2 separate regions of the Homo sapiens genome follow, and region 1 is linked to region 2. Evidence: chromatin loops called from intact Hi-C (ENCODE). Cell type or tissue: K562. All regions are shown on one strand. Region 1 overlaps FBXL20 (F-box and leucine rich repeat protein 20). Region 2 overlaps FBXL20 (F-box and leucine rich repeat protein 20).

Region 1 (8,000 bases), 65 kb before region 2:
CAAGGTCGGGAGATTGAGACCAGCCTGGCCAACATGGTGAAACCCCATCTCTACTAAAAATACAAAAATTAGCCTGGCATGGTGGCACATGCCTGTAATCCCAGCCACTCGGGAGGCTGAGGCAGGAGAATCGCTTGAACCCGGGAGGCAGAGGTTGCAGTGAGCCAAGATCGCGCCACCGCGCTCCAGCCTCACAACAGAGCGAGACTCCATCTCAAACAAACAAAAACCCCAGGAATTAGCTGGGCATGGTGGCAGCGGGCATCCCAGCTACTTGGGAAGCTGAAGCAGGAGAATCACTTGAACCTTGGGAGGCAGAGGTTGCAGTGAGCGCCATTGCGCTTCAGCCTGGGCGACAAAGCGAGACTGCATTTCAAAAAAAAAAAATCCAGTTACGGTGGCTCATGCCTGTAATCCCAGCACTTTGGGAGGCTGAGACGGGCGGATCACGAGGTCAGGAGATCAAGACCATCCTGGCCAACATGATGAAACCCTGTCTCTACTAAAATACAAAAAAAAAATTAGCCAGGTGTGGTGGTGCGCGCCTGTAGTCCCAGCTACTCGGGAGGCTGAGACAGGGGAATCGAACCCTGCAGGTGGAGGTTGCAGTGAGCTGAGATCACGTGCCACTGCACTCCAGCCTGGTGACAGAGCAAGACTCAAAAAAAAAAAAAGTTCTGTGAACTAATCTACAAACCTTATTCAAATTCTTCAACTGTACGGTAGTATTCTTTTTTTGGCCCAGGATTCAGTCCAGGATTGCACGTTACATTGAATTGTTATGCCTCCTTGCTCTTCTAAGAACAGGATTTTATCCACAGCTTCAACAGGGAAGCAGGAAATACAGCAGGATTTCCTGCTGAATACAGAAAAGTCTCCTGCTGTCACTCAAGCTGGACTGCAGTGGTGCAAACACAGCTCACTGCAGCTTTGACCTCTCAGCCTGAAGTGATCCTTCCATCTCAGCCTCTTAAGTAGCTGGGACTCAGGTACATGCCACCACACCTGCCTAATTTTTAAATTTTCATAGAGATGGGGTATTGCTATGTTACCCAGGCTACTCTTAAACTATGGCCTGGCTAATTTTCTTATTTTTTTTATACAGATGGGGCAGATGGGGTCTCACTGTGTTGCCTAGGCTGGTCTTTTTTTTTTTTTTTTTTTTTGAGACAGGGTCTCACTGTCTCCCAGGTTGGAGTGCAGTGGCATGATCTCGGCTCACTGTAACCTCCGCCTCCCAGGTTCAAGCGATTCTCCTGCCTCGTCCTCCTGAGTGGCTGGGGCTACAGGTGTGCACCACCACACTTGGCTAGTTTTTGTATTTTTTGGTAGAGACAGGGATTCACGATGTTGGCCAGGCTGGGCTCAAACTCCTGACCTTGAATGATCTGTCCACCTCAGCCTCCCAAAGTACTGGAATTACAGGCATGAGCTGTTTTACCCAGGGTTGATAATTTTAAAGAATATTGGTCAGTTTTAAAATAGAATATCCTCGATTTGGCTTTGTCTGATGTTTACTCTTGTTTTCTCATAATTAAATTCAAGTTATGCAGTTTGACAAGTATACTGTAGAAATGGTGGTGTATCCTTGTCCATGTATCAACAAGAGGTACATGATGTCAATTAATGCTTGTTACTGGTGATATTAATTTTGGTCACTTAGTTAAGGTAGTGTCTTTTAGCTTATCCACTGCAGAATTATGTTCTTTGTAGTTAATAAATTTATTTTGGCTAGAACTACATTGAGACTACATTATACATTGTGACTTTTTTCGTTTATTATTATTATTATTATTTTTTATTGATCATTCTGGTGTTTCTCGCAGAGGGGGATTTGGCAGGGTCATAGGACAATAGTGGAGGGAAGGTCAGCAGATAAACAAGTGAACAAAGGTCTCTGGTTTTCCTAGGCAGAGGACCCTGCGGCCTTCCGCAGTGTTTGTGTCCCTGGGTACTTGAGATTAGGGAGTGGTGATGACTCTTAATGAGCATGCTGCCTTCAAGCATCTGTTTAACAAAAACATCTTGCACCACCCTTAATCCATTTAACCCTGAGTGGACACAGCACATGTTTCAGAGAGCACAGGGTTGGGGGTAAGGTCACAGATCAACAGGATCCCAAGGCAGAAGAACTTTTCTTAGTACAGAACAAAATGAAAAGTCTCCCATGTCTACTTCCTTCTACACAGACACGGCAACCATCCGATTTCTCAATCTTTTCCCCACCTTTCCCCCCTTTCTATTCCACAAAAGCGCCATTGTCATCATGGCCCGTTCTCAATGAGCTGTTGGGTACAGCTCCCAGACGGGGTGGTGGCCGGGCAGAGGGGCTCCTCACTTCCCAGTAGGGGCGGCCGGGCAGAGGCGCCCCTCACCTCCCGGACGGGGCAGCTGGCCGGGCGGGGGGCTGACCCCCCCACCTCCCTCCCGGATAGGGTGGCTGGCCGGGCGGGGCCTGACCCCCTCCTCCCTCCTGGACGGGGCGGCTGGCCTGGCGGGGGCTGACCCCCCACCTCCCTCCTGGACGGGGCAGCTGGCCTGGCGGGGGCTGACCCCCACCTCCCTCCCGGATGGGGTGGCTGCCCGTCGGAGACGCTCCTCCCTTCTCAGACGGGGCAACTGCCGGGCGGAGGGGCTCCTCACTTCTCAGACGGGGCGGTTGCCAGGCAGAGGGTCTCCTCATTTCTCAGACGGGGCGGCCGGGCAGAGACGCTCCTCACCTCCCAGACGGGGTCGCGGCCGGGCAGAGGCGCTCCTCACATCCCAGACGGGGCGGCGGGGCAGAGGCGCTCCCCACATCTCAGACGATGGGCGGCCGGGCAGAGACGCTCCTCACTTTCCAGACTGGGCAGCCAGGCAGAGGGGCTCCTCACATCCCAGACGATGGGCTGCCAGGCAGAGACGCTCCTCACTTCCCAGATGGGGTGGCGGCCGGGCAGAGGCTGCAATCTCGGCACTTTGGGAAGCCAAGGCAGGCGGCTGGGAGGTGGAGGTTGTAGCGAGCCGAGATCACACCACTGCACTCCAGCCTGGGCACCATTGAGCACTGAGTGAACGAGACTCCGTCTGCAATCCCGGCACCTTGGGAGGCCGAGGCTGGCGGATCACTCGTGGTTAGGAGCTGGAGACCAGCCCGGCCAACACAGCGAAACCCCGTCTCCACCAGAAAAATACGAAAACCAGTCAGGCGTGGCGGCGCGCGCCTGCAATCCCAGGCACTCGGCAGGCTGAGGCAGGAGAATCAGGCAGGGAGGTTGCAGTGAGCCGAGATGGCAGCAGTACAGTCCAGCTTCGGCTCAGCATCAGAGGGAGACGGTGGAAAGAGAGGGAGAGGAAGACCGTGGGGAGAGGGAGAGGGAGAGGAGGGAGAGGAGGGAGAGGGAGAGGTCGTTTATTATTTTTAACATCCATGATGTTATATGAAGGTTAGCATTGTGGAGTTTGCTACTATGGTGGTTTCTGTCTGCTCAATTCTTTCTACTTTCTTTTTCTTTTCTTTTTTTTTTTTGAGATGGTGTCTCACACTGTCGCCCAGGCTGGAGTGCAATGGTGCAATCTCGGCTCACTGCAACCTCTGCCTCCCAGGTTCAAGTGATTCTCCTGCCTCGGCCTCCTGAGTAGCTGGGATTACAGGCGTGCGCCACCACACTGGGCTAATTTTTGTATTTTTAGTAGAGATGGGGTTTCACCATGTTGGCCAGGCTTGTCTCAAACTCCTCACCTCGTAATTTACCCACCTTGGCCTCCCAGACTGCTGGGATTATAGGTGTGAGCCACCGCCCCCAACCTTCTACTTTCATTAATTGTAATTCTGCTGTAAGGTAGAGCTTTCCCATCTGTTCTATTTATAGTTAGTGTAGTATAGACTCATGGATATTTGTTTTAGTCTGAATTATATTGTTACCCTCACTGCTTATTTTGTTGCTCAGCCTTTCTTTGTCTTTTAAATTTGTGTGTGTCTTTTGAGTTTCTGTGTATTAGCTATTTTTAAAAGTGCAGTTTAATAAATATACAACATTTGGTTTGTTTAGATTTTAAGTTACATATTATGTCATTTCATCAAACATATATTAACCTACAAAAACAATTGTGTTGTTAGGACCATATTATTTCCATGTATTTGCAGTGCTTACAGCCAAGTTACCAATAATTTAAGCAAATGTTCTTGGTTCCTCTATTTTATTCTAGTCCCCCTCCCTTCCCCTCCCCTCCCCCCTCTGACAGGCTCTCACTCTGTTGCCTAGGCTGGAATACGGTGGGATGATAATGGCAGTCCCAAACTCCTGGGCCTAAACGATTGATCCTCTTCCTCAGCTCCTGAGTAGCTGGGACTACACGCATGTTGTTTTCTTTTGTAGAGATGGGGACTCACTTTGTTGACCAGGCTGGTTTTGTACTTCTGGCCTCAAGCAATTCTCTCCCCTTAGCCTCACGAAGTATTAGGATTACAGGCATGAGCCACTGCACCCAGCCTGTTTCCCCTTTTATACTGATTCTCTTCCTTCCCTATTGAAACAAAGTTTGTGATTAATGGTTTAACAAGCTGGAATCCACTGTTTGCATAATGTGAAATTCAGTTAGCAAGATTGACAGTACTCCCTCTTAGAGCAAAACCATATGTACTTACTTAGCGGTACCACTTGAAAAAGGAACATCTATGTTTCTAAGACAAAGACTGTGTTTTCCAAGAGCTACTGTGAAGTGAGTTGTTTCTCAAAGATTCCTTCTTTTTTTTTTTTTTTTTTTTTTGAGACGGAGTCTCACTCTGTTGCCCAGGCTGGAGTGCAGTGGCATGATCTCGGCTCACTGCAACCTCCGCCTCCTGGGTTCAAACTATTCCCCTGCCTCAGCCTCCCAAGTAGCTAGGACTACAGCACGTGCCACCATGCCTGGCTAATTTTTTGCATTTTTAGTAGAGACACTGCAGCGGGATAATTAAGGAATCAGAGAGACCGGAGGGGTTGAGGAGGAATTATTTAATTGTTTAGGTGCATCAACCCAGTCAGATTAACATCCAAAGGACTGAGCCTTGAACAAAAAGTCAAGCTACCTTTTAAGCATTTCGTGGGGTGGGGGTAGATCTGTGCAGGGGGAAGCGTATTACAGAAGCAAGAAACAAAGACAGTTATTCAGTTAAGACATGCATTACATCATTTCTTACTTTTTAAGGAACAACATGTTTTACGACTTGAGATTATCTGTCTAGTGACCTTGCAGCTGCACAGCTAGAGAAACAGGGTCTTCACAATGCCTGGGAAGTGGAGAGATAAGGCTCACTAGCCACAGAGGGAAAAACAGGCAGTTAATTTTAAAGGACTCCAGCTCTTTCTCTTCCTCAGGGGGAATTGGGTTTTCTTACATACAACTGAGTTTTTGCTTACACATTCTTTAATTTCTTTTAATTTCTGTTCCAACGGTGTTTCACCATGTTAGCCAGGATGGTCTCAATCTTGTGACCTCAGGATCCACCCTCCTCAGCCTCCCAAAGTGCTGGGATTACAGGCATGAGCCACTGTGCCCAGCCCTCAAAGATTCCTTCTGAGGATGACGTTGATAACTGTAAAAATGACATTAAGTGATAAAGATTGCTTGAGTCTGCACTGTGCCCTTTTAGTTATAACATGCGGTTTCAGAATAAGGACTGTTATTACCTATAAGAATATGAAATTTTTTTAAAGGATTCAGGTAAAAAAGAATATGAAATTTTTTTCTCATTTTTTCAACTCTTCTGGTGTTGGGTCATAATTGTGATGTGATATATCCTCTGTAAGTGGGTAAGAGGTGAACTTTATGAACTGAAATGGCAAGCATGGATTAGCTGAATTTTTTTTTCGAATTTTTTTTTTTTTAATTTTTTTAGTATTTATTGATCATTCTTGGGTGTTTCTCGGAGAGGGGGATTTGGCAAGGTCATAGGACAATAGTGGAGGGAAGGTCAGCAGATAAACATGTGAACAAAGGTCTCTGGTTTTCCTAGGCAGTGGGCCCTGCTGCCTTCCGCAGTGTTTGTGTCCCTGGGTACTTGAGATTAGGGAGTGGTGATGACTCTTAACAAGCATGCTGCCTTCAAGCATCTGTTTAACAAAGCACATCTTGCACCACCCTTAATCCATTTAACCCTTAGTGGACACAGCACATGTTTCAGAGAGCACGGGGTTGGGGGTAAGGTTATAGATTAACAACATCCCAAGGCAGAAGAATTTTTCTTAGTACAGAACAAAATGGAGTCTCCTATGTCTACTTCTTTCTACACAGACACAGCAACAATCTGATCTCTCTTTCTTTTCCCCACATTTCCCCCTTTTCTGTTCGACCAAACTGCCATCGTCATCGTGGCCCGTTCTCAATGAGCTGTTGGGTATACCTCCCAGACGGGGTGGCGGCTGGGCAGAGGGGCTCCTCACTTCCCAGACGGGGTGGCTGCCGGGCGGAGGGGCTCCTCACTTCTCAGACGGGGCAGCCGGTCAGAGACGCTCCTCACCTCCCAGACGGGGTGGCGGCGGGGCAGAGACACTCCTCAGTTCCCAGACGGGGTCGCGGCCGGGCAGAGGCACTCTTCACATCTCAGACGGGGCGGCGGGGCAGAGGCGCTCCCCACATCCCAGATGATGGGCGGCCGGGCAGAGACGCTCCTCACTTCCTAGACGGGATGACGGCCGGGAAGAGGCGCTCCACACTTCCCAGACTGGGCAGCCGGGCAGAGGGTCTCCTCACATCCCAGACGATGGGTGGCCAGGCAGAGACGCTCCTCACTTCCTAGATGGGGTGGCGGCCGGGCAGAGGCTGCAATCTCGGCACTTTGGGAAGCCAAGGCAGGCGGCTGGGAGGTGGAGGTTGTAGCGAGCCGAGATCACGCCACTGCGCTCCAGCCTGGGCAACATTGAGCACTGAATGAGCGACACTCTGTCTGCAGTCCCGGCACCTCGGGAGGCCGAGGCTGGCAGATCACTCGCGGTCAGGAGCTGGAGACCAGCCCGGCCAACACGGGGAAACCCCGTCTCCACCAAAAAATACGAAAACCAGTCAGGCGTGGCGGCGCGCGCCTGCAATCCCAGGCACTCGGCAGGCTGAGGCAGGAGAATCAGGCAGGGAGGTTGCAGTGAGTCGAGATGGCGGCAGTACAGTCCAGCCTCGGCTGGGCATCAGAGGGAGACCGTGCAAAGAGGGAGACGGAGAGGGAGGAGGGAGAGGGAGAGGGAGAGCTGAATTTTTTTCCTTCTAAAATAGTAGAGAGCCAGGTGTGACTCAGGCCTATAATCTGAGCTACTTGGGAGGCTGAGGCAGGCGGATTGCTTCAGGCCAGGAGTTAGAGACCAGCCTGGGTAACATGGCTAGGCACTATCTCTTAAAAAAGAAAAAGGAAAAAGGCAGCAATTCATACTGTGTTGGGGTCCCCTAGATCCATCCACAGGTATGGTGATGTGCAGGAGGATCCACAGGACTCATCATGTAGTCATACACACAACTATGGTTTATTATAAGAAAGGATACAGCTGGGCACGGTGGCTCATGCCTGGAATCCCACCACTTTGGGAGGCCAAGGTGGGCAGATCATGAGGTCAGGAGATCGGGACCATTCTGGCTAACACGGTGAAACCCCATCTGTACTAAAAATACAAAACATTAGCCAGGCCTGGTGGCGGGCACCTGTAGTCCCAGCTACTTGGGAGGCTGAGGCAGGCGAATGGCGTGAACCCAGGAGGCGGAGCTTGCAGTGAGCCGAGATCACGTCACTGCACTCCAGCCTGGGCACAGAGCGAGACTCTGTCTTAAAAAAAAAAAAAAAAAAAAAAAAGATACAAAGAAAAATCAGCAAAGGGGAAAGGTGCACAGGTAAAATGTGTAGGAAACTAGAAGTAAGCTTCCGAGGGTCCTTTCCCAGTGGAACCACACAGGGTGCACTTAATTCCTCCAGGAGCAAGTTGTGACGACACATGTGAAATATTGTCCATTAGAGAAGTTCATCAGTGAATGGTAGGAACCCTTCCAAAATCCAGCGG
Region 2 (8,000 bases):
TTTTTGTTTTGCTAAGATACTAATATCTATGGATTTTTTTGCTCTTGTTTTTTAGCAAATCACAGATGAAGGTCTCATTACTATATGCAGAGGGTGCCATAAGTTACAATCCCTTTGTGCCTCTGGCTGCTCCAACATCACAGATGCCATCCTGAATGCTCTAGGTCAGAACTGCCCACGGCTTAGGTAAACATTTCTTGTTTAGCTCAAAAAAATCATAGAACAAAAGTTTCCTTCACCCATATTTCTTCCTTGGAACTTTGGAATTTTAAGGTAGGCACTGCAGACGCTTTGAAATTTTAAGGTAGTCCCTTTTAGATGCCCACCTACTTCCTTTTTGTACCTCATTTGATTTCATGTAATTGGTGTGAACCAAGGGGTAACAATCCCCAAATTCCACTACTTGCTATCCATACTAGAAAAAAGAATCAACATTTTATTACTTGAGATAGAAAGAAAGGTATTTTCTCTTATTAATGCTTTTGTATAATTCTTTTCTCAAAGTAGTTTTTAAAGGTCCACCCTAAGGTCATTTGTCATAGTAATGATACCAGGTACATAGCAGGGGGTACTATATTTAAAAGACACTCTTAAAGGAATACCTCTTTTGTACTGATGGGTTTTTAAAACAGTCTTATTTCTCTCTGGCTCCTCAGTTTGAAGAATGCTGTGTTTTTTACTTTTTGTAGAGATGGGGTCAGGCTGTGTTGCTCAGGCTGGCCTCAAACCTCAGCTTCCCAAAGTGTTGAGATTACAGGTGAAAGCCACTGTGCCCAGCCTGTTACTGTCTTTTGAGGTAGTGTTGTGTATGCCTGCCTCAATCTCCTGGGCTCAAGTGATCATCTCACCTCAGCCTCAGGAGTAGCTGGGACTAAAGACATGTGCTACCACACCTGGCTACACTTTTTGTTCTCTAAAATAAACTTACATAGTACTTGTAAATTAGGTGTTGCTTTAGGTGCTTTACAAATACTAATTCAGGGCTGAGTGCCGAGGCGCACACCTGTGATCCCAGCATTTAGGGAGACCGAGGCTAGAAGATCGCTTGAGCCCAGGAGTTTGAGACCAGCATGGGCAACATGGCGAAACCCTGTCACTACAAAAAATAAAAAAATTAGCCAGGCATGGCGATGTGTGCCTTGTAGTCCCAGCTACTCAGGAGGCTAAAGTGAGAGGATCACTTGAGCCCAGGAGGTCAAGACAGCAGTGAGCTAAGATCACACCACTGCACTCTAGCCTGGGCAACAGAGTGAGACTCTTTCTCAATAACAGTAATAATTTGTTTAATCTCCATAGCACCATATAAGCACTATTATCGCCTTTTTTTTTTTTTTCTGAAACAGAGTCTTGCTCTGTCGCCCAGGCTGGAGTGCAGTGGCGCGATCTCGGCTCACTGCAACCTCCGTCTCCTGGGTTCAAGCGATTAACCTGCCTCAGCCTCCCTAGTAGCTGGGACTACAGGCGAGTGTCACCACACCCAGCTAATTTTTGTATTTTTAGTAGAGATGGGGTTTCATCATATTGGCCAGGATGGTCTCCTGACCTCATGATCTGCCCACCTCGGCCTCCCAAAGTGCTGGGTTTACAGGCGTGAGCCACCACACCCAGCCTTGTTACTGCCATTTTATAGATGAGAAAACTGAAGCACAAAGAGACAAAGTAACCTGCTCAAGGTCTCAGCTAGTTAGTGTAGGAACAAGTATTCACCCAGGAACTCTGATTCCTGAGCCTATGAAGCCACTTTTCTTACATATAATAATCATTGTAAAGCTATAAAACTTTCAGAAAATTGTTTCTGATGATTACCTGGCCTAACCATAATTGTTGAAAGAACTTTTGTGGCCAGGCGCAGTGGCTCACACCTGTAATCCCAACACTTTGGGAGGCTGAGGCGGGCGGATCATCTGAGGTCAGGAGTTTGAGACCAGCCTGGTCAACATGGTGAAACCTCGTCTCTGCTAAAAATACAAAAATTACAGGCGTGGTGGCCCACTCCTGTAATCCCAGCTACTCGAGAGGCTGAGACAAGAGAACTGTCTGAACCCAGGAGGTGGAAGTTGCACTCCCAGCCTGGGTGGCAGAGTGAGACTCCCTCTCAAAAAAACAAACAAACAAAAAAACCTTTTGCCTACAATATCAAAATTTCTTAAGAGAACATACACCTATTGGTCAAAATTAGTAATATCAGAAGCCTAAAATATTCCTCAAGAGCTGGGGAGGTAATCAAACTTCTCTCTGAATATCTTACACTTTATCCTTTTCGACTGTAGAGAGAGGAGTCTTCAGCTCCATCTCCCTATATGGTTCATTACATTGTTAGAATGGAAAAGCTCTCAACTGTGAAAATCAAAAGTTGTGTTCCAGTCAGATCGTGTTTTCCCATTAGGTAGCATTCATTTCTTTCTTTCTTTTTCTTTCTTTCTTTCTTTCTTTCTTTTTTTTTTTTTTTTTTTTGAGATAGAGTTTGGCTCTGTTGCCCAGGCTGGAGTGCAATGGCATGATCTTGGCTCACTGTAACCTCCTCCTCCCAGGTTCAAGCAATTTTCGTGCCTCAGCCTCCAGAGTAGGCAGGATTACAGGCATACGCTACCATGCCTGGCCAATTTTTTTGGTATTTTTGGTAGAGATTGGGTTTTACTGTGTTGGCCAGGGTGGTCTCAAACTCCTGGCCTCAGGTGATCTGCCCTCCCAAAGTTCTGGGATTACAGGCATGAGTCAACGCACCTGGCCATCTCTTGGAATTAAAAAAAAAATTTTTTTTTTTTTTTTTTGAGACAAAGTCTCGCTCTGTTGCCAGGCTGGAGCGCAGTGGCGTGACCTCAGCTCACTGCAAACTCCGCCTCCTGGGTTCAAGTGATTGTCCTGCCTCAACCTCTCAGATAGCTGGGACTACACGTGCCCACCACCATGCCTGACTAATTTTTTGTAATTTTAGTAGAGACGGGGTTTCACCATGTTGGCCAGGCTGGTCTCGATCTCCTGACCTCGTGATCCGCCTGCCTCGGCCTCCCAAAGTGCAGGGATTACAGGCGTGAGTCACCGCGCCCGGACAGAATTTAAAAATTTTTTTATACTGGTGAAGTCTTGGTATGTTGCCCAGGCTGGTCTTGAACTCCTGAGCTCAAGTGATCCTCCTGCCTCAGCCTCCTGAAGTGCTGGGATTATAGGTGTGAGCCACCGCACCCCGCCATCCATTTCTCATTGATTTTCAGTTGATAATTGTTTCCTATACTTTAACTTCAATTTTTTTCAACTTCAGTAGTAAGAATTTTATAAACAAACATGTTCTTTGTTACCATTTTACAGAGGTCACCCAACTTTTCACAGAAGAGAGCTACTTTTGATTCCCCAATCCTGTGGTTGGTATTTAGATTGGAGTTTAACAGTTGCTTAATAAGAGGTGAATGGCTGCCAGCTCAGCTTCCCTCTCAACTGGGCCTCCATGGGAGCCTGTGGGAGAAAGCAGGAAGCTTTCACAAGTCTAGAATTTCATATTTGGGATAGACCTGTAATTAAGCAATCCCCCCCACCTTTTTTTTTTTTTTTTTTTTTTTTTTTGAGTCGGAGCCTTGCTCTGTCACCCAGGCTGGAGTGCAGTGGCGGGATCTCGGCTCACTGCAACCTCCGCCTCCCGGGTTCAAGCGATTCTCCTGCCTCAGCCTCCCGAGTAGCCGGGACTACAGGCACCCGCCACCACGCCAGACTAATTTTTGCATTTTTGGTAGAAATGGGGTTTCACCGTGTTGGCCAGGCTGGTCTCGAACTCCTGACCTCAGGTGATCCGCCCACCTCGGCCTCCCAAAGTGTTGGGATTATAGGCATGAGCCACCATGCCCGGCCTGTCACATTTTTTTTAAAGCAATTTAAATCTAAGTGAACCTACTTCTAAAACAGGAAAGAAAATAATTCATTTCAGCAAGAGATTAACTGAAATAGAGTATCTCCGTTTCCTTTGTTTTCTAGGAGCAGGCTGCCCTCTGGGGGTAAGCAGTATGCCATCAAGAAGGCTTTTAATGCATTTCATGCGTTTTGGCATTAACTACAAGCTTCAATTATATTCTTCTGTGTTCATTGATTGCATCACCCTGAAATGTGGTATTTATAGGACCACTTTATGATGACTCCATGAAAATGAATGGCAAGATCTGTATACAGACTTGCTTAGTTGTTAATGTCATTCTATATTATAAAGTCCTTAGAGAATAGAAGATTGTTTTTGTAAATTCTTACTGTTTTAATAAACTCAGTTTTCAGGGACCAAGAGCTTGACTTTCACTGTTTTTTTTTTTTTTTTAACAGAATATTGGAAGTGGCAAGATGTTCTCAATTAACAGATGTGGGCTTTACCACTCTAGCCAGGGTAAGTATTTTCTTTAGGTTCCATAGGTTTGTTTCCATAGGTTTTATTAGGGCTTTTTATTTCAGAAGAACAAGCAGCAAGGGAAATGTGAAATGGTAGCAGAATTGGGTGAGTGAGACGGGGTTTCATGCTATAGCTACAGACCTACTGATATCAATAAGAATACAAACTGCTCCTAGAAATGCACACATGCATTGGAGAATATAAAACCCCTTCATGATACTTTTTAAACAATTTTTTTTAAATTTTTTTGAGATGGGGTCTCGCTCTGTCACCCAGGCTGGAGTGCAGTGACACGATCTCGGCTCACTGCAACCTCCACCTCCCAGGTTCAAGCATTTCTCCTGCCTCAGCCTCCCGAGTAGCTGGGATTACAAGCATGTGCCACCACATCCAGCTAAGTTTTGTATTTTTAGTAGAGACAGGGTTTCACCATGTTGGCCAGGCTGGTCTTCAACTCCCAACCTCAAGTCATCCGCTCACCTTGGCCTCCCAAAGTGATGAGATTACAGACGTGAGCCACTGCACCCACCCATGAGACTTGATTCTTCACAATTTCATAAGCTAATAGATTAAGCAGGTGCTTCTTGGTACTTTGTGAAAAAACTTATTGGTTATTTGGTACATGACTAGTGGATGAAAGTAACATTGAAGGAAACACATGTCTGGTTCTAAATGGAAAGGTTTTAGGAGATTTTCTGTATTCTCCTGAGTATTTTAATACTTGGACGGGTTTATAAATTACTATATGATAATATTTAAAATTATACTGACTTTGACCAGTGTTATGGTACAAGGGGATGGTCGTTTGCTTTTAGGCAGATCGATAGAATATTAATTAGGTGGGAGCCAGCACATGGCATGACTAAAGGAGGCCATAGCCTGGGTGCAGTGGCTCATGCCTGTAATCCCAGCATTTTGGAAGGCCAAGGAAAGCAGATCGCTTGAGCCCAGCCCGGGCAACATGGCGAAATTTCATCTCTGTAAGAAATACAAAAGGCCGGGCGCGGTGGCTCATGCCTGTAATCCCAGCACTTGGGGAGGCCAAGGGGGGTGGATCACCTGAGGTCAGGAGTTCGAGATCAGCCTGACCCACATGGAGAAACCCTGACTTTACTAAAAACACAAAATTAGCCGGTGATGGTGGCGCATGCCTGTAATCCCAGCTACTTGGGAGGCTGAGGCAGGAGAATCGCTTGAATCCGGGAGGCGGAGGTTGCAGTGAGCTGAGATCGTGCCATTGCACTCCAGTCTGGGCAACGAGCGAAACTCTGTCTCAAAAAAAAAAAAAAAAAAGAGGAAAGGCCGGGCGCGATGGCTCACGCCTGTAATCCCAGCATTTTGGGAGGCCGAGGCGGGCGGATCACGAGGTCAGGAGATCGAGACCATCCTGGCTAACATGGTGAAACCCCGTCTCTACTAAAAATGCAAAAAATTAGCCAGGCGTGGTGGCGGGCGCCTGTAGTCCCAGCTACTCAGGAGGCTGAGGCAGGAGAATGGCGTGAACCCGGGAGGTAGAGCTTGCCGTGAGCCGAGATCATGCCACTGCATTCCAGCCTAGGTGACAAGAGCCAGACTCCATCTCAAAAAGAAAAAAAAAAGAAAAGAAATACAAAAATTAGCCAGGTGTGGTGGCACATTCCTATAGTCCCAGCTAATTGGGAGGCTGAGGTGGGAGAATCACCTGAGCCCAGGGAGTTGGAGGCTGCAGTGAGCCATGATTTCACCACTGCACTCCAACCTGGGTGACAGAGTGAGACCTTGTCTCAAAAGAAAGAAAAAAAAATTAGCATGACACTAGCTCTGAAACACCAAAGAATTTATCAACGTATTTAATATTACCTCTTAGTTTTCTGTCCTTAAAAGTTTCTCATGTTTTAAATGTTTGTACTGTAATGTTTGTGTTTGTTTTTGTACTTTGTAGAATTGCCATGAACTTGAAAAGATGGACCTGGAAGAGTGTGTTCAGGTAAGATTGTAGATTTTAATTCAGAAATACAGTATAGTAGACACTTAGATAATACACAACATCAGAATGTGCAATTCCCTACCCTAGTGTAGGATACTGTAGTGCCTGACAGCATTGCAGATTCCCCATTAAGTAAGGTATCTTCCAGGCAGAGGTGCTCATGGTATGTGTTGCAGAACTGTGGAAATATATGCCATCAATCAGGTTGCCATTAGAGAGAAAGGAGGCCCAAGCATTCAGGCTGTAAAGCTGTTAAAAATATTTCCTTAGACCTGTAGAGTTATGATGCTAGTAAATAATTAAAGCCCCATCACACTGATCTATATAGCACTGCCTTTCTTTAGCTTTGCTGTATCCTAGATCCCTGGCATCGTTAGCCCTGGAGACCTGACTCTGCATGGAACTCTGCCTTTAAGCCAAACTGATCTCCTGATTAACAGTTTTTATTTTTTAATTATTATTATTATTTTTTTGAGATGGAATTTCACTGTTGTTGCCCAGGCTGGAGTGCAGTGGCGAGATCTCAGCTCACTGCAACCTCCACCTCCCAGATTCAAGCAATTCTCCTGCCTTGGCCTCTGAAGTAGCTGGGATTACAGGCATGCGCCACCACACCCGGCTGATTTTTTGTATTCTTAGTAGAGATGGGATTTCACTGTGTTGGCCAGGCTGGTTTTGAACTCCTGACCTCAGGTGATCCACTTGGCTCGCCCTCCCAAAGTGCTGGGATTACAGACGTGAGCCACATTAACACAATTTTAAGAACTTTGAGATTATTAATTGACCAAGGAAAAACTTCGAACATGGGACTCCACAAAAGAAAGAGCAATTAATTTTTTAATGGTAAAAATAAAGAAGGCGAGATATGTCAGTAACTGTAAAAGCCACTTTCTAAAAAATTTTTTGTTTTATAGGCACTACTTAACAGCTGTTAGTTCTTACTAAACTAAAACTTGTTCGCATCCGTTTATCTCTTATACATGCCTGAGTGTCCTCTATGTCCCTTCCAGTGTTATTCCTTCTGAACGGACATGCCTGCCTGCTCGCCCACCCCCTTTCTCTACCATTTTGTAGCCCCTGTGAAGCTATGTGTAGTAGAAAATAATAAACTCAGAGTTGGAGAAGAATTTGAAAAGAAGTGCTGATTTACTTTCAGTCCTAACATAACCATGAAAACTGTTCTTCCTACCTGAATATTCTTGGTTAACCCAGATTCCAGCAGTGCCTGGCTGCCACCCTTGGGAAAATAACCCAAGTTATCGATACTGAGTAGTGGCATGCTTTATTAAAAATTTTAGGATGTTCCAACATTAATTTTTTTCATAGAGCACTGCACTATCTTCTGATTCCTTTCTCTGATTATTCTAAGGAGACAGAACAAAGTCCAGCAAGCACTATCGTCTGATTCCTTTCTCTGATGATTCTAAGGAGATAGAACAAAGTCCAGCAAGTAGAGGTTCTGGGGGACAGATTTTTTTAGAGACAGGGTCTTGCTGTTATCGCTCAGACTGTTTTTTTTCTTGCTGTTACCGCTCAGACTGTTTTTTTTTGTTTTGTTTTGTGGTGTGGGGTGGGGAGGACAGAGTCTCACTCTGTTGCCCAGGCTGGAGTGCAGTGCTCAGTCTCGGCTCACTGCAACCTCCACTTCCCAGGTTCAAGCAATTCTCCTGC

Evidence for each region. A loop is a pair of places that touch in the nucleus more often than their neighbours do. Peaks named below come from ENCODE experiments on the same cell type or tissue, not always from the same donor. Only the 100,000 strongest peaks of a DNase experiment are listed, where the experiment ranks them.
Region 1: it touches region 2 in a loop (4-fold over the local background); 6 of 110 quality-filtered maps call a loop at or near these places.

The regions. Positions count from the first base shown.
Region 1 is chr17:39,332,332-39,340,331 of GRCh38, reverse strand. The region is part of intron 2 of FBXL20 (F-box and leucine rich repeat protein 20); the gene reads left to right. Among named protein-coding and RNA genes, the nearest start is that of MIR548BC, 39 kb to the right of the region's middle. RefSeq lists enhancers at 2,333-3,090, 6,750-7,260. In K562, no CTCF peak of the experiment used is centred here; a DNase peak (open chromatin) is centred at 4,211; H3K4me3 peaks cover 194 bases.
Region 2 is chr17:39,267,156-39,275,155 of GRCh38, reverse strand. It overlaps FBXL20 (F-box and leucine rich repeat protein 20), which reads left to right. Exons shown (of 15, transcript NM_032875.3): 10 at 56-186; 11 at 4,300-4,360; 12 at 6,285-6,329. Among named protein-coding and RNA genes, the nearest start is that of MIR548BC, 26 kb to the left of the region's middle. In K562, a CTCF peak has its summit at 3,977 (motif pointing left); a DNase peak (open chromatin) is centred at 3,975.